Linked DNA regions of Homo sapiens: region 2 is linked to region 1. Evidence: chromatin contacts called from ENCODE Hi-C or POLR2A ChIA-PET data. All regions are on one chromosome and are shown on one strand. The core of a region is the stretch at or near the end of the contact, and the rest is flanking DNA. Distances in the headings are between cores, read along the strand shown. Region 1 has its middle 37 kb from the start of COMMD3. Region 2 holds the start of BMI1 (BMI1 proto-oncogene, polycomb ring finger).

Region 1 (3,684 bases), core at 1,006-3,505:
AAAAAAAAAAGGAAAAGGTATAGTGACTGCTCTTAGGGAGTCTATCCTTCATGAAAACATCCTTGTTAATTATATTTTTCCCCTAGTTAGTCATAAATAATCACTGTTTACTTATTTATTAATTTAACATTAATCTATTGAGTACTTACTTTATGCCAAGCTTTGTTCTAGGTGTTTAAAGCCAACAAAATTATCTGCCTTCATGGAACTTACCTGCTAGTGAGGGGAGACAGACAATAAACAAATAAATAAGTAAAATATATATTGGAAGATGAGAAGTGCGATAGATAAAAGTAAAGAAGGGATGGAAGATAGTGCTGGGGTGAAAGTGGGAGTTGCAATTTTAAATAAGCTAGTCAGGTAAAGACTCATTGAGAAGGTGACTTTTAGTCCAAGACCTGAAGATATCTAGGAAGACACCTGGAGAAGAGTATTCCTGGTAGAGAAGCGACAATGGCAAAGATCTCCAGGAATGAGTACACCTGGAGTGTTGGAAGAATAGCAAGGAAGCCCCTGTGGCCAGAGCAGAGGCACAGCACAGCGGGGGACAAGGCAGAGCACAGCGGGGGACCAGGCAGAGCACAGCGGGGGACCAGTCGAGGACTTTTGAGACAGCCACGAAGACTTTGACTCTATCCCAGATGGGAATACACTGGAAGGGTTTGAGCAGAGGAGATTTTCAAAGGATCCTCTTGGATGCTCTATTCAAAGTAGACATTAGGTATAAGGGTTGGAGGAGAGGCTGAAGTAGGAAAGCCAGTTAGGAGACTATTGCAAGAATCTAGGGGAGCGATTATGGCAGTGTACGTCATGATGGAGGTGGTAAGAAGGGATTGGTGTCTGCATAGGTTATAAAGGTAGAACCAATAAGACCTCCTCACAGGTTACATGTGGGGGTGCAGGAGAAGAGAGAAGAGCCAAGGATGACACCAAGGCTTTGGACCTGAGCAATTTGGAAGGAGGGAGTTACCATTTATTGAGATGGGGAAGAGAGTGGGATTTACAGTTTTTATCTGGGGGAAAAATCAGAAGTTCCATTTGGGACACAGTAAATTTGAGATGCCCGCTAGATATTCATGCCATGCTGTATAGGCAGGGATATATTTGAGACTGCAGTTCAGGGAGGAGGTGTGAGCTATAGGTATAACATTGGGAGCTGTCAATACAGAGGAAGTTTGTCAAGCCTAGAGATTACTTGAGAACGACCTAGGAAAGAGACCAATTCAAAGACTGAGCCTTGGGGTGCATCAACATGTAGACTTAAAGGAAAAAAGCATCAGGAAGAAAATTAGTGGAAAATCACTGCCATGTTTGGAAGGAGCACAGGAGGATCTTGTCGCATTTTTAAACTAGATTCATCAGTTTCCCAAGACCATATTCTCTTTGTTTACTGAAAACTTGGCAGCCGTGTGTAAAGTGGCATTGTTTCTTTTCACAAACAAATTAGAGCCCATTTAGTACTGTGTTTGAGTGCTATTAAATATTTAGGTAATCAGTTGTAGGACTAATTGACCTTTGGGGATGTCTTTGTAGCCCCTTCTAGAATGTCAAGTGTTTTGTTTTTAAATAATAAAAAATTGTTCCTTGAGAGTATGCAAATCAAATTCTCAGTCCAGTTAATTACATATTAGTGTTTCGTTAAGTAAATCTGCTTAAGGCGAAATTGCTCTACAGTCAGTTTTAGCGAGTAACCAACTGATATTCGGGGTCATAGAAGGTCTTTAATGCAGGAATAATGTGAATCAAGGGAAATGTCTGTGAATTATATGGTAAGAGTTGTCTTTTCTCTTTGCATGGAGGTTTTCCAGCTAATTGAGTTCATTACTTGTCCCATTAAAGGAGATTAAGTATGTCAACACTGTAGCTGGATAATAGAAGGTCTGTAGCAAAAGTACAGCTCATGCTAAAGTTCAAATCTTTATTTCTAGGGAACAAGATATAGAGATAACAAAGGGAATGAGGAAAAGGAGGTTTCAGCATTCCAGACCGAATATGAAAAGAGGCTCGGCAGGCGACAGGGCATAGCCAAGAATGAAAAAGGTGGGGGAAATCTCACAAGATATTCTCCACTTCTTCAGGTCTGTCCCTCTGTTAGATACATTTCTGTTCTCCTCTCTTCCCCATCTTAGTAACCTCATAACACATTCACCATGAGGCGGGAAAATAGGGTCTGGATGCAGGAAAGCTAAGGCCAGATTCACACTTCAGCTATAACAGGAAATATCCTCTCCATAGGGCATACAATCAGGAAATGTCTTTGTAACTTCACTTCATCCTCTTCATTTACATAGGGTGTACCCTAAGTAGAGGGAATTTAAATTCACAAAAACTGTAACAGGGCCTTTGTGCCCCTATGCTCACTCCCGCTGCCCGCTCGAACACTGTGGAGTGTACGTTCTTTTTTGTTTGTTTGTTTGAGATGGAGTCTCGCTCTGTCGCCCAGGCTGGAGCGCAGTGGCACTATGTCGGCTCACTGCAAGCTCCGCCTCCCGGGTTCACGCCATTCTCCTGCCTCAGCCTCCCGAGTAGGTGGGACTACAGGCGCCCGCCACCACGCCCGGCTAATTTTTTTGTATGTTTAGTAGAGACGGGGTTTCACCATGTTAGCCAGGATGGTCTCGATCTCCTGACCCCGTCATCCGCCCACCTCGGCCTCCCAAAGTGCTGGGATTACTGGCGTGAGCCACGTCGCCCGGCCGGAGTGTACTTTCATTTTCAGTAATCCCTTCATTCCTTCCTTGTTTTGTTTGTGCGTTTTGACGAATTCTTTGTTCAAGATGCCAAGAACCTGGACACCCTCCACCGTTAACAACCATGCTATCCCACCTGAGTAACTCTGTTATTTTACTAGCCAGAATATTCCTGCTAAGGAGCTATACCAAGGACACACATGTATTGTGCATCGTAGCCAGACGTTGCCTTCCTGCTGCAGTCTGTATACATATGAGCCAGGTGTGGCAGACACTGCTATTGGCTCCCAAATCCATTCTCTCCCTTTCTCTACAGTAACTCTGGAATTTTAGCAGACACAGACCACACAGAATAAACATTACTTTTTCCAGGCTCTTTTGCCATTCCATTCTGACAACATACCCATTTTGAGATTTACAAAAAGTTTTGCCTCTTCCATGAAACCTGATCCGAATCCTGTATCTGAAAGGTGATTTTATTCTTCTGTGAATGATCACAGGATTTTACCTGCACCTCTGTTATGACATTTATAAAAATGTCTGATACACATTCCTTAACACTTTTTTTTGAGACACAGTCTTGCCCTGTCGCCGAGGCTGAAGTGCAGTGGTGTACGTATAGCTCACTGCAGCCTTGAACTCCTGGCTCACGTAACCCTCCTGTCTCAGCTGCCTGAGTAGCTGGGACTACAGGCGTGGAATCCCATACCCAGCTAATTTTTAATTTTTTAAAATTTTATTTTGTAAAGTTAGGATCTCTCTGTGCTCCTCAGTTTGATCTTAGACTCCTGGCCTCCTTCACTTTGGCCTCCCAAAGTTCTGGGATTACAGGCGTGAGCCACTGCACCAAGCCACATTCCTTAACACTTCTATCTTGTAAGCTCCTTGGACACATGAACTGGATTTGGTTTATGTTCCATAGCCTCATATCAAGTACTTTGCAAGTAGAAGGCACTCAATCAACATTTTTTGCGTATGGCATTGTGGAAATAGG
Region 2 (3,527 bases), core at 886-3,385, 43 kb before region 1:
GATCGGTCTACTTAAAACTCAAATGTTAACATATAGAGTCTCATAACTTGTTATATACTGTCAATAATTTGCATCCTTAAATATCAACTGTTTAGTGTAGCTTATAATGTGTTTCCAGAACATGGGAGTTAAGGTTCCTATAAAATATAGGTTGAACTACTCATAACGTTGTACACACCACCAACCTACACTTGCATTTGGATAAATATGCTCGGAATTTTGCCCACATTAAGGGAAGGGGTTAATACATGCTTCTCTTTCATATATTGAACCGTGACCACTAAGCCCACTAAATCCTTTTATTGCAAGTGGTAATGATCAAAGTCTCTCTACTTGTTTACTTCCAATTATTAACTGTAAATCTCTGGGAAAAAGATCATGCCATATCACTGTCAAGCCCAAGTGACTGCGTAAACATATGCAATCAACTTTTTAGTGCTCTTTTCTAAAGCATCCCTTTGCCAAATGACCTATGCTGACATTTAGCAAAACCTGTAAAAGATAGTGGACTGGAGTCATGATGCTGAGTGCATCCTTTAGTAGAAGTCGAGAGAAAAGTTGCAGTCTCCAAAAGGGGAAAAAAGAAAAAGGAGAAAAAGAAGTAGTGAGAAAGCAAGCCTCCAGCAAAGCTAACGTCCAGTCACCATCTTCACTCCACAAAAAGCTCCAAATTTGAAATGCCCACTTCCCAGGGAGCACCTCCCAAGCGATGTTCAGAGCACTTATCCAAGACTCCCAACACACACCACCTTGAAAACTTCAGCATTTTAAACACAAATGCAGGAGACCTTGGAAACAACTGGGAACCGCCATCTTACCAGCCATCCAATCTCAGACAAGTGTCCCCCCAACTTAAGTTAATAACATTTTCGTCGGGGCTCTCTCCAGCCTAACACCCACCTTGGCGGGATGGCCGCCCCCCACGCAACCCGTCCCTATAAAATGGGGGCGTTCTCTGGCTGCTGGAGCCCCTCCAGAGCCCTTTCTTCGGGAGAGGAGGGAAGCCACTTGACCCAAGCAGCTCCCGATTTCAGGAACCCGTCCCCGTTTCATCCAAATCTACCTCTCAACAAAGGGCGCTGCGGCCGGGAGAGCCGCCGAGGCTGGAAATACCAGTACTCCTCTCGGGGGCCATGTGCGTCGCGAGGGTGCGGAGGGGCGCCCGGGGGAGCGGGGAACTAAAACGTGGGGCCGCGCGCGGCGCGCCGGGGCTGAGCGGGCGGCGGCGGCTGGAGCGGCGCCGAGCCCTGCTGGCGGCGGCGGCGCGGCGCGGGCTGCGGGTCGGTCCCGGCGCCGCGGGAGTCGGCGGGCGGCGGCGGGCGCGCGCTCGCGGGCGCGGGGAGGGCGGCGCGCGGGGCCGGCAGGCGCGGGGCGGGCGGCGCGGGGCGCGGGGCCGGGCGCCCACGCTGTCAGCGCCCTCCCGGCGGCGCGGCCGGGGCGCGGGGGGGGCTCCCCTTCCACCCGCGGCCGCCCCGAGCCCCGCGCGGCCCCCGCCGGCCCCCAGCCCCGTCCCGGGGGCGCCTCGCCTCCTACGTACCCGGAAAGAGCAGCCGGCGCGAGGCGATCGAAGCGGGCGGAAAAGACAATGAAAGTTAAAAGTCGTTCAGCAGAAAATGAATGCGAGCCAAGCGGCCATCTTGAAGCGAGCTGCAGACGCCGCTGTCAATGGGCAACCAGCGCGGCCCCGAGCAGCCGCGGCCGCCACGCTCGTCTCATGCCGCCTCCGGCCGGCCTCCTCCTGCTCCGGCGCCTCGGCCTCCTCCGGCGCCTCGGCCTCCTCCTCCTCCGCCTCCGCCTCGACCTCCAACGCCTCCTCCTCCGGGGCCTCCTCCTCCTCCTCCTCGGCCGCCGCCGCCTCCTCCCGCTCCGCACTCGGGGGAGGGCGCGCGCGGAGGGGGCGCGATCGGTTTTATTCTGCGGGGCTGGGAGGTGCTGCTAAGCCGGAACGGGGCTCCCGCGCCCACATCCCCATTGTCTCGCCCCGATCTCTGCCTCTCATACTACGATTATTTCATAGTTGCTGTGGGGGAGGCGGGCGGGCGGGGGGCGCCGTGTGTGTGCGTGCGAGCGGGGGGAGGGGAGGAGGGGGAGGGGAGGGTGGAAAAAAATGCACCGCTGAAGGCAGAGTGGAAACTGACACCGGCTCCAAAATGGCTCGGAGTCCGCCCGCCCCCTCCCCCCGCCGCCCCCCCAGCGGGTCACGTGCTCCCCTCATTCCTTAAGGGCGGCCTGGGAATTAGTGTCGGTGTAGTCAGGCCCGTGGCCGCCCCCTCCCCTCCGCGCCGCGCGCCCGGCCCCCTCCCTCGCTCCGCGCCGCGGCGGCGGAGACATTTCTCCACAGCGCCACACGCGCCGCCCTGCTCCGCGCGGCCGCCGCTCCGGCCCCGCACGCCGCGCAGCCCACCCCGCCCCCCGTTCTTTCTTTCTCCCGGCCGCCCGCCTCCTCCCGGGGCGCATACGTCCCGCGGCCGCCGCCCCCCGGCCGGCCCCGCGGGCTGCGGCCCAGGCTCCGGCGCCGCGGCGCGGAACCTGCGCCCAAGTTGGGCTCGCGGAAACAACAGCGCCCGCCCCTGCCCGCCAGCCCGCGGCCGCGCCGGCCTCTTCCCCGCCCGCGGGCGGCCGAGGCGGGGCGCGCGCGGGCGACGGCTGGCTCCGGGCAGGGGCTCCGCGCCGGGCCGGGACCGGGCGGCCGAGGGTCGGGCTGTGGGCGAGCCCTCGGGCGCAGGTAACGGGCCGGGCAGCCGCCCGCGCCCGCCCCCGGAGCCCCGAAGCAGGGGTCTGCGACAAACCCAGGAGATCGCATCGTTTCCTCCGTGTTTAACTTTAATCCTGAGAAAAGGCTATCGTTAAAAGTTCACACTACTCCTATCTAGCTTCACACAAAGTAATAACACACGAACTCAGATCCAAACAAAATATCATCACTCTTTGTGGAAAACAACACCTTATTTATTCAGGGTGTAATACTGTCTACTTCCTTTCAGAAGACTTGAAAAAGATCAAAATAGGATAAATGGACAGTTACTACTAAACGATTCAAATACTTGGGCAGTATCTTTCCCTCTTAACCCTTTCACACGTTTTTAAAGTGTCAAAATTGATGAATGGTATAAATTCAAAAGGAAAATTCTTTTCTACTGAAAAGGACATCCAGCTCGCACAAACGGTGGTTCAGCTGAAGGCAAGGCGTTTCTGGTTTTCCTCTGCACTCGGGCGGATCGTTAACTTCCCCAAGTTACAACTGAGTTGCTCTTTCCAGGCTTTTCGAAGCATCTTTAAGTTTCCCCACCAAGTCCTAAAAGACGTGTATACAATACCACGTTTTTAGGATAAAACATGGAAAGAAGTATCCAAGCTCAAGAAAGATGCAAGAAAAAAAATCAGGACACACCTTCCAAACAAGTTTAAAATTCAACAAGATTTTAACTTTTGACAAACTACTATCGGGCAAAAAAAGCGTTTCCTCGGAAATACCTCATGTTCAAATCGGTTATTTGCCCTCACACTGAAACATGATTTCTAACCGG

What was found. Hi-C counts contacts between places; a loop is a spot of excess contacts on that map. ChIA-PET counts read pairs that join two places held with the same protein, here RNA polymerase II (POLR2A). Pooled maps may share reads with other maps.
Region 2: a map of ovary shows a loop between it and region 1 (19-fold over the local background). The contact joins the promoter of BMI1 here to the enhancer-like site in region 1. A Hi-C loop is called at or near these places in 2 of 168 maps with a recorded cell type or tissue (CD4-positive, alpha-beta T cell and ovary) and 1 of 50 pooled maps. POLR2A ChIA-PET finds 5 or more read pairs at or near these places in 11 of 52 experiments (A549, A673, B cell and 8 more).

What each region holds. Positions count from the first base shown.
Region 1 is chr10:22,277,147-22,280,830 of GRCh38, reverse strand. No RefSeq gene overlaps it. Among named protein-coding and RNA genes, the nearest start is that of COMMD3, 37 kb to the left of the region's middle. RefSeq lists enhancers at 64-563, 564-1,065. Within about 2 kb of position 2,255, at least 2 of the 41 ENCODE cell types and tissues checked have a DNase peak (open chromatin) inside an H3K27ac peak, as active enhancers do.
Region 2 is chr10:22,319,707-22,323,233 of GRCh38, reverse strand. BMI1 (BMI1 proto-oncogene, polycomb ring finger) reads right to left here and starts at 2,135. Exons shown (of 10, transcript NM_005180.9): 1 at 1,538-2,135. All of the region lies in intron 5 of COMMD3-BMI1 (COMMD3-BMI1 readthrough), which reads right to left. It overlaps COMMD3 (COMM domain containing 3), which reads right to left. Exons shown (of 8, transcript NM_012071.4): 8 at 2,928-3,295. The coding sequence ends at 3,236. RefSeq lists silencers at 1,771-1,970, 2,161-2,330, 2,391-2,650.